Linked DNA regions of Mus musculus: region 1 is linked to region 2. Evidence: chromatin contacts called from ENCODE Hi-C or POLR2A ChIA-PET data. All regions are on one chromosome and are shown on one strand. Each heading gives the region's core, a stretch centred on a gene start or an enhancer-like site at or near the end of the contact. The rest is flanking DNA. Distances are from core to core; before and after follow the strand shown.

Region 1 (5,913 bases), core at 844-3,343, 35 kb after region 2:
CTGGGGACTGTTGGGTTGTCTCCCCTGGTGCAGCACTGTAATATAACTCTTGACCATAGGAATGAACCGGGGCTTTCTGAAACCCTTCAGTGTTGCACACTGTGGTCTTGGTAGGAACTCACTCTTTCATACTGGCGTAAATAGGACGCCTGCCATAATCTTTGTTCTAATGCCCGGTCTTCACCCGTGGATTGGTTAACACTCATGTGGTATTTATAGTATGTGCTGTACTAATCAGTAAAACATTCAGTGACTCATTTCATCTTCAGAGCTAACCAGGGAGGTAGGGATGTTTTCAGCTGGGGAAACTGAGGCACAAGAATGGTCTCGGGCCTTGACCACGGTTCTATAGCTAGTAAGCCTACGTCTGGTTCCATATATTCTATCCATAGATAGTTGTTGCTGTTGCTACGGCTGTTACTTATTTTCAGGAAAGACCTCCTGTGTACTAGGCAAATGTTTTGTCACTACCCTCTACTCCAGCCCATGACTAATATTTTAGAAGGCCGAACACATTAGGAAAAATAGAAAAAAAACCAAACTCTTAAATGTTTAGATGTGGAGGTTGTGGCTGATGAAGGGGCATCTGTTCTGCCAGATGTCTAGCTGTGGGATGAAGAAAGGCCTGCAGTTGTGAATCTCCTTGTTTACTGCAGGCATTAGAAGGTATGAGCCAGTGGGCTTTCTTTAGGTTTGTTTCTCTGAGGTATTTGCATAAATTACTATGTGCAGTGGCCTGTGAGAAACCCTAGAAATGTCACACACAGGTTTCCCAAGAATTACCTATGCACTATGTCAGTTTTGTGGACTAAAAATTCTATCTTTCTCTCTCTCTCTGCTTCTCTCTCTCTCTCTTAATAACATTTATTTAGCTTGTGTGTGTGTGTGTGTGTGTGTGTGTGTGTGTGTGTGTATCCCACAGTGTGCATTTGGAAGGCAGAGGACAGCCTTCAGGAGTCAATTCCCTCTACTGTTCAGCTCCTGGGCATCAAACTCAAAGCAGTCAGTCTTGGTGGCAAGTGCCTTTACCAGCTGAGCCAAGTAGCTTTCTTCTCAAATATGAACTAATGACCTCAGATGTTGTGTGGTGTGCTTACAAAACCTGTTCTACTCCTGTGCTAACCTGAGACGATTGTAACTCTTTGGAGATCTGGCTGTAATTTAGAAACTTTTAACGTGTACCTTTGTGGGACTTGGAGGGGAAAAATTTGATTTGACCAATTTCTGTCATCTGTCAACTTAGATGTATTTTGATTTCTAAACAGAACTGTGGAAAAGACTTCTTTCTAATTGGGAATGCCTTGCTTTGTTACCTAGGAAACACCTGATTGTTTTCTTAGGGAAATATTCTGCAAATTAGACTTTTAAAGGTCTGTATTAAAAATGCGCATAAAACATAAAGCTACATTTGAAACTAGCTTTCGGCTTAAAAATTAGGTTTCTGTGTGGTCAGCAGACAAGTCAGAGAAGCATCGTCTGAAGGAAGACAATAGCCTGGGTTTAAGAAAATTCAGTGTTTGGATCATTGTCATTAGCCTCACAAATGTTTGCTTTCAGGTTGTAGTAAAGAAAATCGAAGATAATGGCTTTGCCCCTAACTCCCATTTTTCTTGTATTAAGATCTAAGACCTACCTCAGTTCACATGAGACAGAGCCCCAATTTTTGAGAACAAACTGTAGAACTTCTAAATTTGAGGAAGAAACTGACCCTTTTTAAAAAGACATATTCCAGTGAAAACCAAAGGCAGCCAGAGCCTGGACCTCTGGATGTGTCAAGGAGCCTCACCTACCTCGGGTGTCTAGCATGTCCTCGCAGGGACCTGTTGGTGGTCTGTGCAGCCACAGGGAACCTTACACGAAAGGCACCTGTGCTTGCTAAAAATCTGCTCCGAGAGTGGAAAAGCAGATCCAAAATGCTAATCCTTTGTCATTGGTCACAGTCCCTCGACACTTCTTTACCAGCTAACTGCTACTGATTCAATTTGGCCAACTGTGCTTAGCTTCCTTAAAACCTGCCGCAGTTTCGGTTGAGTAAAGCGGTGATTCATTTCCTGCCCCGTGGGGTGTCAGCCAGCTCTAATGGTTTTGTCTGCAAGAGCCCACAGCTGCCCAGGATGGCGGGAGGGAAGCAGTGGGGCTAGCGCCTGGGCTTAGAGCGGCACTTTCCCGCGGCATCGGGAAGGGATTGAACCCAGGCAGTCGATTCAGGTTGATCATTTGGTTTTGTAGAACATACGTCCTCTTGATTTCTCCTGTCCGTCAGGAGCGCAAGAGAACAAGCAAGAGAAATGTTCTCTGTGTGGGTGTCTTTCCCAGGAGAGCGCCCGAGCGACACTTCAGATCTCGTTTATGCAGCATAGCTTGATTAATTTGGCTGGTTGTTCAGAATATGTAGCCATTGTAGTACAGCTCTAGCTTGCTTTCTCTCTCTCTCTCTCTCTCTCTCTCTCTCTCTCTCTCTCTCTCTCTCTCTCTCTCTCTCTTTCTTTTTTTCGTCCCTGGTCCCTGAGACAGGATCTTACTGCGTATTTCTAGCTGTCCCTGAACTCACAGAGATCTACTTGCTTCTGCCTCCCAAATGCCACCACGCCCAGCCGCCCGAATACAGCCTTTTGTATTGTGTGAAAGTATCAGCAAAGAGAAAGAGATTTTCAGTCTTGTGTTTAACCTCTTCAGGACGGTGTTTTTATTTTCGGTTTTAAATTACACTTATTTATTTTAGGGGGCACTCACTACAGAGGTCAGAAGACAAGTTGGTTTTATCCTTGTACCATGTAGGTTGTCCTGGGAATCAAACTCAGCTCCTCCCGCTTGGCGGCAACCGCCTTTACTTGCTTAGCCATTTTGTAGTCCCATCTTGTTTGTTTCTGTGGAATCAGCTTTTCTGAATCTCAAGGAAAGAATAAAATAACAAGAAATGCTGTCAGCAAACCAGAGTGTTGCAGGTTGGATGGTTAGAGTTCAGAGTTGGCACATGTTTCTCCATCACTTTTCTTTCAAAGTAAGGTGAATCAGTACCCATTTTCTGGATTAAAATAGACACGTGAATGTGTGTCTCATTTGCATATTTTGCGGGAAAATTTGTTAGGTTCAAATGCAAAGTTCAAAAGGATGATATTTGCTTTGTTAAGAAATCAGTTTGGGGCTGGAGGGATGGCTCTGCAGTTGGAGCACTAACTGCTTCCCAGCACACAGGTGGATGTTACCAAACGTCTGATGCTGTTCTCCAGCTTTGGAGGGTCCTCATGTGCACAAGCCCTCCCCATTTCATGCACACGTTTTTAAAAGCATATTTATGTGTGTATATATATATATATATATATATATATATATACACACACACACACACACACACACACACACATATGTGCCTTTAAAGGCACATACATATATGTGAATTTTAATTTTGCAAAATAGTTATTTTACTATCCATCTAATAATGAATTGTCACACACACACATATATATATACATATATATTTACCTTTTCCAGAAATATCTCAGTTCAAAAATTGGATATATTTACATTTTGCACCTGTTTTTAGTTTCAGTCAAGGAGTATTTTGCACATGTTTAGAGTCCCAAAGAAGTGAACTTCCACACTTGTTCTTGAGTCTGAACATGAATGCCAGTGTCAGCTGAGGAGACCATTCCTCCCTCGAGCTATACTGGAGATGGTCTTTCACATTCATTTCACAGATGCAGGGTTCTGTTGGTGGAGACATTCACTCTGTGCATTCATTGGCATACTCAGTTAATTGTACTACGGCATCTTTCCCCCCTTACCCAGAGTTCTATTTTAAAAGCAGAAATTGAGAGTGTTCATGGAGAGTAAGACCTTTAGTTCCAAGAGGAAGGAAAACATCTACTAAGCCTTTGTTTTTTGTTTTGTTTTGTTTTTAATGGATTATTAGGGGCTATGAAGAACTCGGTAGTGTGAACTTACGTGTGGAAGTCTACTCAAAATCTTTGAACAAATAATGAATTGAAAACAAATGATTTTGCATAGCTGTGTAGGACAAACGTCGAACATGGTTGGTTGTGTTGAAGTGAGGTGCAGGAATGCTATGGTCATGTCAGACCCGAGCTTGGCACTTTTTATAAATGAGTCACCTGGTCTGTGAGTTGTCTAGCAGTGTGTTCCCCTGCTGAAAACCTTAGGGCAAGCGAATTGAAAAAATAGATGCTTCCACACTCATGACGATTAGGTCAAGCTAGGGAAAGCTGCTCAATACTCCTTGGATGTGATGATCATGCTATGGCTGCCTATTTGAACCAAGAAACCCTAAGTTCTAAAGGTACATTCTACAATATTTACGGGTGGAATATTATGACTGCAATTTTCTTTCATGTAATATGGCAAGGGAAAATAGGTATTAAACATGGATGAAGAAGTGTAGGCCAGAAATGAAGCTGGGTAATGGAGACTTATTACCTCACTCTACTTAAATATTTGGGAATAGAAAGTTTTTGGAAATGAGAAGAAGGCAGAAGAAATGGCTCAGGGGATAAAGTGTTTGCCGCATAAGCCTTGAAGACTGGACTTCAAAAGCCTAGGACCCATGTAAAAGCCTTGTACTGTAGCTTGGGTCTGTAATTCCATTGCTGCTGTGGAGAGATGGGAAAGGAAGATCAGAGAACGAGAACCTGGCGTGTGCAGTGCCTGGAGAGCCTGCTTTATATAAGACGGGGGCAAGGAGGGAGGGGTGTCCCCAAACACTCCAGGTGTCCTCAGCCTTCCATATGGCAAGTGTTTGCCTGCGCTCTGTGTATGTGTGTGTGTGTGTGTGTGAGTGAGCACGAGCACACGCATGTCTGTCTGTGTGTCTCACACCCACCTACATATACACTCACACATATAAACACACAAGAACCAAAAACACTACCCTTACTGAGTACAAATTCATCAGTGTTTTATCAAGAGTAGCTACAGAGAGTTTCCAGGGAAGGAGACACCTAAAAATATCAGAGGTTTGATTGCACTGTAATTATATGCAGCTATATATGGCTATATGATTTTAAACCCTAATAATATTGTAGTTTTATTTTAATTAAGACAAGCCCCTGCTTAGACAAAAGGAGAAAGAACTCTTGCTGTTTGACACAACTCTTTAATTCAGCAAATGGGTTTTGAAAGCCTCCTTGGTGCCAGGTACTGTAGTGACTGTAGAAAGTTCACAGAGGAACACAGGGGCCTTGTACTAATGTCTCTGAGGAGATTTGCCCAGGTCATTCCGCAGTATGGCGTGATAAGGGCTCTAATGGAGTTGGAGGTAGTTTGTGGGGACACAGAAGCCAGAATGATTCCACTCTGCATTGGAAGGCAGAAGTAGGCAGGTGAGGGGTGGCTTAGAGGATCTGGAGAGAAGTCTGTGTTTCCTGTGCACTCTGCAGAGGATATGACCAAGGTGTGCCAGGTGTCGGAAAGAGCAGTGGCCACAGCACAGACCTCCAGAAATGAGAGGAACGAGCACTGCCTGCATGCCTTGAGTGTGTGTGTGTGTGTGTGTGTGTGTGTGTGTGAATTAGGTTTGAGAACATAGCAGGAAAGGCAGGTGTGTGCCTCCTGCCCTCCAATCAGAGGACAGCATACTTCCTCCCATTAACCTACTTCCCATGTCCCATGTCAGACAACACTCTATGTGACTTTCAGTAGTTTGTCACCCCACCCATTGAAGGGGTGCTGAGTGACGTAGCTACAGTTCTGCTTTGCTTGGGTGCAAGGTTAGTGTTCACAGACAAGTGAACTTGGCTGAACGACAGCCAAGCCAGACTCTCACCACCCCCCCCCCTGCCAAACATTGTTCCAGGCTTTGGTCAAAGTTTTCCACTTGGAGTGATAATTAGAGTTGTGCCGGAAGCCACTGAGTAGCAATATCCTTGCTACTTCTTACTAGAGAAGACCCTGGGAAGC
Region 2 (5,848 bases), core at 1,415-3,914:
TTAGTTTTCTTTTTAAAAGGATTTATTTCTTGCTATTTCGCCTGCATGTATGTGCGCTGCATGTGTGCCTGGCGACTGTGAGGCCAGAGGAGGCTGCCAGATCCTCGGGAGCTGGGATTCTAGGCTGTTGTAAACTACCATGCGGATCCTGGGAACCAAGGTACTCTGCTGGTGTTTTGAGCCAGCTCTTCTGCCCCTCAGATTAGTTTTCTGGCTGTCACTGAGGAGCACTAATGATTCGGGAGTTTGTACATCGATTAGATGGATTTCAAAAAAGGAAGGCAACTTTAACAAGAGACCCTCTCCTATTAGGTTTTCCCTCTTATAGCCTTTCACCAAGATAAATAATTTGTTCCCCCTTTTCAAAGCCAAATAATTCAGTGGGTATTAAAGATACAGCTCACCATATAGACCCAATTAAATGAAGAGAACTATAGCTACAGATATCTGATACTATGAGGTTAGAAACAGCATCGCTACTAAACAGTAAAGCCAAGAAATGAAGAGGCTTCTTCATGACTAATGCATAAGTGCTCCTTAAGCAGGAAGGTAAATTACTCAAAACAGCTTCAGGAAGTCCCTGAAACTGACCAGATTCACTAGGCTCCTCTCAGCCAGAGTAAATGATAGAAGCTAAGAGTTGCTCTCAGACTTGGGAAAGAAACTGTTAAAAAAAAAAAAAAAAAAAAAACCCAACTCACAAAAACAAAAACACTCAGACAAGCCAAGCTGCAAAGAAGACTGGGATCAGATCAGCTACTCAGAAGCTGCAGAAACCAGCCAAGCTACCTGGAAGAGGTTTAGGTCAACTGAGGCACCTCCAGGAAAGGACCCAGTCCAGCCTGTTGAGTTGCCTGTAGGCTGTGCAGTGTGCTCCGGGTTTCCAGCTCTTGTGAGCTGTCCCCAGGCTGTGGTGGGCTGTGGTGAGGCAGCTGTCTTTGAGTAATTTCTGCTCCAGTAAGGAACCCCTCACCCATATTCCTGTAAGTAACACCAATGAAACTCATTGGTTCTTTAAGTTGGACCTTTGATGGCATCTGTTCTCTGGTCTGTGGTGGGTTCTCTGTCTGGAATGAGTAGGTGTGTGTATCGCACCTCCCCGGGAAAAGTTTTGTCATACAAAAAACAAGGCCCAGCCTTCTTTTATTCCTGGGTACTTTAGAAAACAGGGCTGTGTTTTTACCCCCTCCCCCCCCCAAATCCATTCAAAAAGCCGTTTCATGAACACCCCACCATCGAGGTCTGTAGCCCAGGGACCCCAGAAGTGCTAGCAATTTCTGCCTTTTCATTTTTGCAGACGTCTCTGGGCAATGGTGTAAGACTGAGCCAAGGGTGTTTGAACTTTCTTGTCAGATGTTCTACTCAGTGTCTGGGTAGATAATGTGTGATAATAATTAACAAAACCTGAGATTACTTCTCTGCAGCTACTCCATTTCAATCGTGCTATTGTGAATGTGAATCCATTGAAATAAAAAAATATATCTAGTGGTAAGCTAAGCCTGCCCCCCACACACTTTTTGGCTTGTTTTTGTTTTGGTCACAACAAACTGTGAAATGCTGTGTTTTTTTTTTCTTTCTTTCTTTCTATAGTTCTAAAGCATGAAATCTGCAATCTTTCCACTTGATTTAGGCAGGACCCTTAATTGCTGCCGTCATTAGCACCTAGTGTTCAAAACAGTCTGTTTAAATGTACTGTTAGTCTCACCTCCAAGTCCCTGCTTGCTTGGTTTTATTTTTTTTCAAGGATAAATAAAACAATAATCGTCATAATAACCACAGTCGTTATGTACAGAGAAATAAATAATATCCCAAGGTTTTGTTTTGTTTTGACTGCTTAGTTCTGTTCATTGAGGAATGGGTACTTTGATGAAATTTCCAGGAGGTAAAGGTGACTGACTGCCCCAGATCTTGACAACCTTGGTTCAAACTCAAGTACCCACCTTAGAGGACTCCACAAAGCTGTCTTCTGACTTCTAAGCGTGCGTGGGGTGTGGCACTAGGCACTTCTTCCCAATAAACAAATAAACGTAAGGAAAAAAAATTATTTGAGTTAAAGAGGGTCCTAGAGTTTGAGCAAGAGTTCACTAGCAGGGTCTTCTCTGGGCCTTGAAAACAAGCCACTCGTTTGCCTATTTCATTTCACATGGGTGGGGATGACAGCTGCTGGGAAGCTGCACTGTTTCTGCCTGGTCATGCACATTTCTGCAATATAATGCATAAATGTATAACAACAACTTGGGCTCGCTGGATACCTCGCTGGGCAGAAGGAAACACAGCCAGCCTGGCGCGTCCCCGCGCACTCGCGCGCGCGCACACACACATACACGCGCGCCGCGCGCTCACTTACACACACACACACACACACACACACACACACACACACACACACACACACACACACACACGGGTCAAAAGGTGATCCACTCCTAAGATTCCCCCCAATCTTTGTTTTCCCCCCTCTTCCTGGCAGGTCGGGGCTTCCCAGCCTGGGGAGCAGCTGGATTGGGGAAGGGGAGGGGGTGGGGGGGCAAGGGAGGCGGGAGTCAGGTCGGTGCGCGCCGCGCCCGCTCCCGCCAGGGGAGAGTCCGGGCCGGGTTTTGCACCGGGTCCCCGGGCTTGTCTCACGGCCTCCAGCCGCCGCCGCTGCCGTGTTTACTGAGCTCGCGCGTCCTGATATCACTCCGCTGGCATGGAGGAGGAGGAGGAGGTGGAGGAGCGCGAGGAGGAGGAGGAGGCGGCGGCGGCGGCGAGCAGTTGATCATTGTGATGGTGGCGGAGGCGGCGGCGGCAGCGGCAGCCTGGCCGAGCATTAGTGGCTGCTCTCCGCGCGGCGTTTCGCAAAGGACTCCAGCGATCTACTTTTGCAGTCGCCTCGGACTGTCCATGTGTTTACTTGCCCAGCCCGAGGACTCGATGTCTAGGCTCCTGTGAAATGCAACTGAGCAGCCAAAGTACTTTGAGAACACGGGGCGGCATAAACACCAAAACTTTTTTGTGGAAGGAAAATGCAATAAGCAAGCTCGCCGTTTTCCGATGCGGCGTGGAGTGAGTGTGTGTCGCGCGTGTCCGCACTGGAGGCACACGCTCGTGTGTGTACATGGGGTGTGTTTTTCGGTACGTAGGGAGAAAATGCTTGCCAACCACCGGAAACCTCCTGGAATTTATTAGAAAATAATGGATTATTAAAAGGAGGCAGGCGAGGAGCGGATCTCCCCTTGAGTTGCAAGCCGATCTGCTGCCGGCTCAGTTTGTTGGGATTCTATTTGTTGATAGGTGTCTGATGGTATTCTGATAACACCCCCTTTTTTTCTCCCCTCGATCTTTACAGTTTTTTTAAGGAAAAAAAACACCCCAAAATCTCTTCCCCCTTTTTTCACCCCGTGGGGATCGCTGTTTTTTCATCCATGTGCTTGCGTCTCCCCCGCGTTCCACTTAAACTATTTTAATCCTTGGACCCAAGGAGAAGGCTGATAGGGGGTGGATTAAAAAAAAAAGTTCTTCCAAAATAGTGTGCCCCGGGAGCAGGATGGGGGATTTCGCAGCCCCCGCTGCCGCCGCGAATGGTAGTAGTATCTGCATCAACAGCAGCCTGAGCAGCAGCCTCGGCGGGGCCGGGATCGGCGTGAATACTCCCAATAGCACTCCGGTTGCTCCGAGTGGCAATCACCCCGCTGCCGGCGGCTGCGGCGGCTCCGGGGGCCCCGGCGGCAGCTCGGCGGCCGTCCCCAAGCACAGCACGGTAGTCGAGCGGCTCCGCCAGCGCATCGAGGGCTGCCGGCGGCACCACGTCAACTGCGAGAACAGGTATCAGCAGGCTCAGGTGGAGCAGCTGGAGCTGGAGCGCCGGGACACCGTGAGCCTCTATCAGAGGACCCTGGAGCAGAGAGCCAAGAAATCGGGCGCCGGCAGCGGCAAGCAGCAGCACCCGAGTAAAACCCAGCAAGATGCGGAGGCTGCCTCAGCCGAGCAGAGGAACCATACGCTGATCATGGTGAGGGCTCACTGGGGTGCGCGTTGGGGTCGGGGGCGTGGAGTTCCTGGCTTGGGGGCTGTGAGGGTCTGATTTGCACCGAGGGATGAGGTGGGATGGAGACGAAGGGTTAACGTCAACTTTTCTCAGGGTAAACGCTTTCGCCGCCGCCGCTACCTGTTAATCTGTCAGGGTTGTCAGATTTGGGGAGGAAGGGATGAGAGGGAGAGAAGCCAGTCACGACTCCAAGGGGAGGAGGGAGCTTTAGTGCCAGAGTGAGGTGCAGGAAAAGTTTCCCCCTCCTTGTCTTAGAAATCGATGCGAACCAGAGTGAACCCAGGAGTAGAAACCACGCTGCTCCTCTCCGCGCCCCGCCTTCACCTTTCTCTGTACCACCGCGCCTCCCCAGATAGGTCCCCTTTCGCCCACCCCTCTCATCACATCCGCCGGGTGCAGGGAGAAATTGATGCTGTCGCACATTCTGAGTGGGCGCCAGGCCCTGAACCCTTAGGAGGGGAAGGAAGAGTCCCTGACTTCCTCTCCTTTGGGCTTGGGAAAGTCTGAGAGTTTTGTGAATGAACTTTGAAGTGGGTGAGAAGCGAGTGAGGGTGGCTGCGCGCGCGTACTCGTGGGGGCGCGCGCGGATGCCGGGCGCGCGAGCGCTGCGCTCGTCGCTCTAGACCCGCGGCTGTGGCAGGGCAGGTGGGGCAGCTGCGAGGGGGTCGAGAAGGAGGCGGGGGCGCAGGGGAGCCAGAGCTGTGCTCTGACCCTGCCTTAAGGCTTAGGCTTGCTCCCTATCCTCTTCTCCAACTTGCCCCCACCTCGCACTTCACCAACTTTCCGGCGACGGGTAACGAGCCCGGAGGAGTGGAGGAAAGCAGGGAGGAGAAAGGCTTAAATGGCCGGGTGGGTGGGTTCGCGGGAGGATGCGCAGCCAATGGCTTAAGTGCTAGGAGGAGGAAGGGGCCGATCCCACCCCTAACCCCGAGGGTGGAATCCTTTCTCTTATCTCCTCTCTAGGGTTCTCTAGCTTTCTTCTCTGGGAGAGGAGGAGGGGGGAGGCCGGAAGCTTGGGAAAGGTGTGTGCACTCCCTCCCCCACCGTGTCGCTAGGTTCGGGGCCCCGGTAATAGCTTTCTCCACGGAGCGCGCTCGCTCTCCCCACCGTGCCTTCACCGGCTGCACGGAACCCGGTGCCGGCCGCCCTCTCCCGAGTGCTTTCTGTTGCGACGCGCACGTTCCGGATCTCGGAGCGCCAGGGGTGGTGCCAGTGTCGCCGGGCGCTCGGGAGGGCGGGCGGTGACAAAGAGCCGGTGTGGGGGAGGGGAAGGCCTCAGAGCTGGCTCGCTCCCGCCCCCCACCCCGCACGTGAAGAGGAACAATTTGTTTATCTTGGGCTTCAAGAATCCTTCCCTCCTCTCTGCTCTCCTTGGCCCCTCCTCCCTGCCCTCCCTCTTCAGTGCGCTCCCGCCCAGTCCCGCCGGCAGCGCCCTCCTCCTCCCCTCTCTCCCTCGCGTGCTTCCCTCTCCACCCCCCACCCCCCCCCCCCGGGCCCTCCTTCCCCTCCCTTTTGGAACGCGGCCGTGGGGGAGGGAGCGGGAGGCGCTTTGTCCGCCTGGCGGCCCTGCGCAGTCCCCGGGACCGCCCAGTGCCTCCGGCCCTGCCCCCTCCGCCGCCCCAGGCCACCAGCGCGGTGGGAGGAAGAACCCGGGTCCCAGAGTCTTCTAGGGAGCTTCTGTCTTAAAAAACAGGAAGCTCTAAACCACGCACACACTGGCTTTTTCCTGATTGTACCCTGAGCTGGGACGAGATCGGGGTCTTGACTGTAGCTGGGGGACCTAGGTGTCATCTGTGTCTCTCGCAGTCCCCTAGTCCCCCT

Evidence for each region. Hi-C counts contacts between places; a loop is a spot of excess contacts on that map. ChIA-PET counts read pairs that join two places held with the same protein, here RNA polymerase II (POLR2A).
Region 1: a map of left cerebral cortex shows a loop between it and region 2 (6-fold over the local background). The contact joins the enhancer-like site here to the promoter of Maml3 in region 2. A Hi-C loop is called at or near these places in 8 of 37 maps with a recorded cell type or tissue (Patski, T-helper 1 cell, T-helper 17 cell and 3 more). POLR2A ChIA-PET finds 5 or more read pairs at or near these places in 1 of 5 experiments (Patski).

Annotation. Positions count from the first base shown.
Region 1 is chr3:52,066,196-52,072,108 of GRCm38, reverse strand. All of the region lies in intron 1 of Maml3 (mastermind like transcriptional coactivator 3), which reads left to right. Among named protein-coding and RNA genes, the nearest start is that of Maml3, 36 kb to the left of the region's middle. Within about 2 kb of position 2,093, at least 1 of the 3 ENCODE cell types and tissues checked has a DNase peak (open chromatin) inside an H3K27ac peak, as active enhancers do; it is heart, where a contact is called at or near this core.
Region 2 is chr3:52,101,822-52,107,669 of GRCm38, reverse strand. It overlaps Maml3 (mastermind like transcriptional coactivator 3), which reads left to right and starts at 2,664. Exons shown (of 5, transcript NM_001004176.2): 1 at 2,664-3,991. The coding sequence starts at 3,527.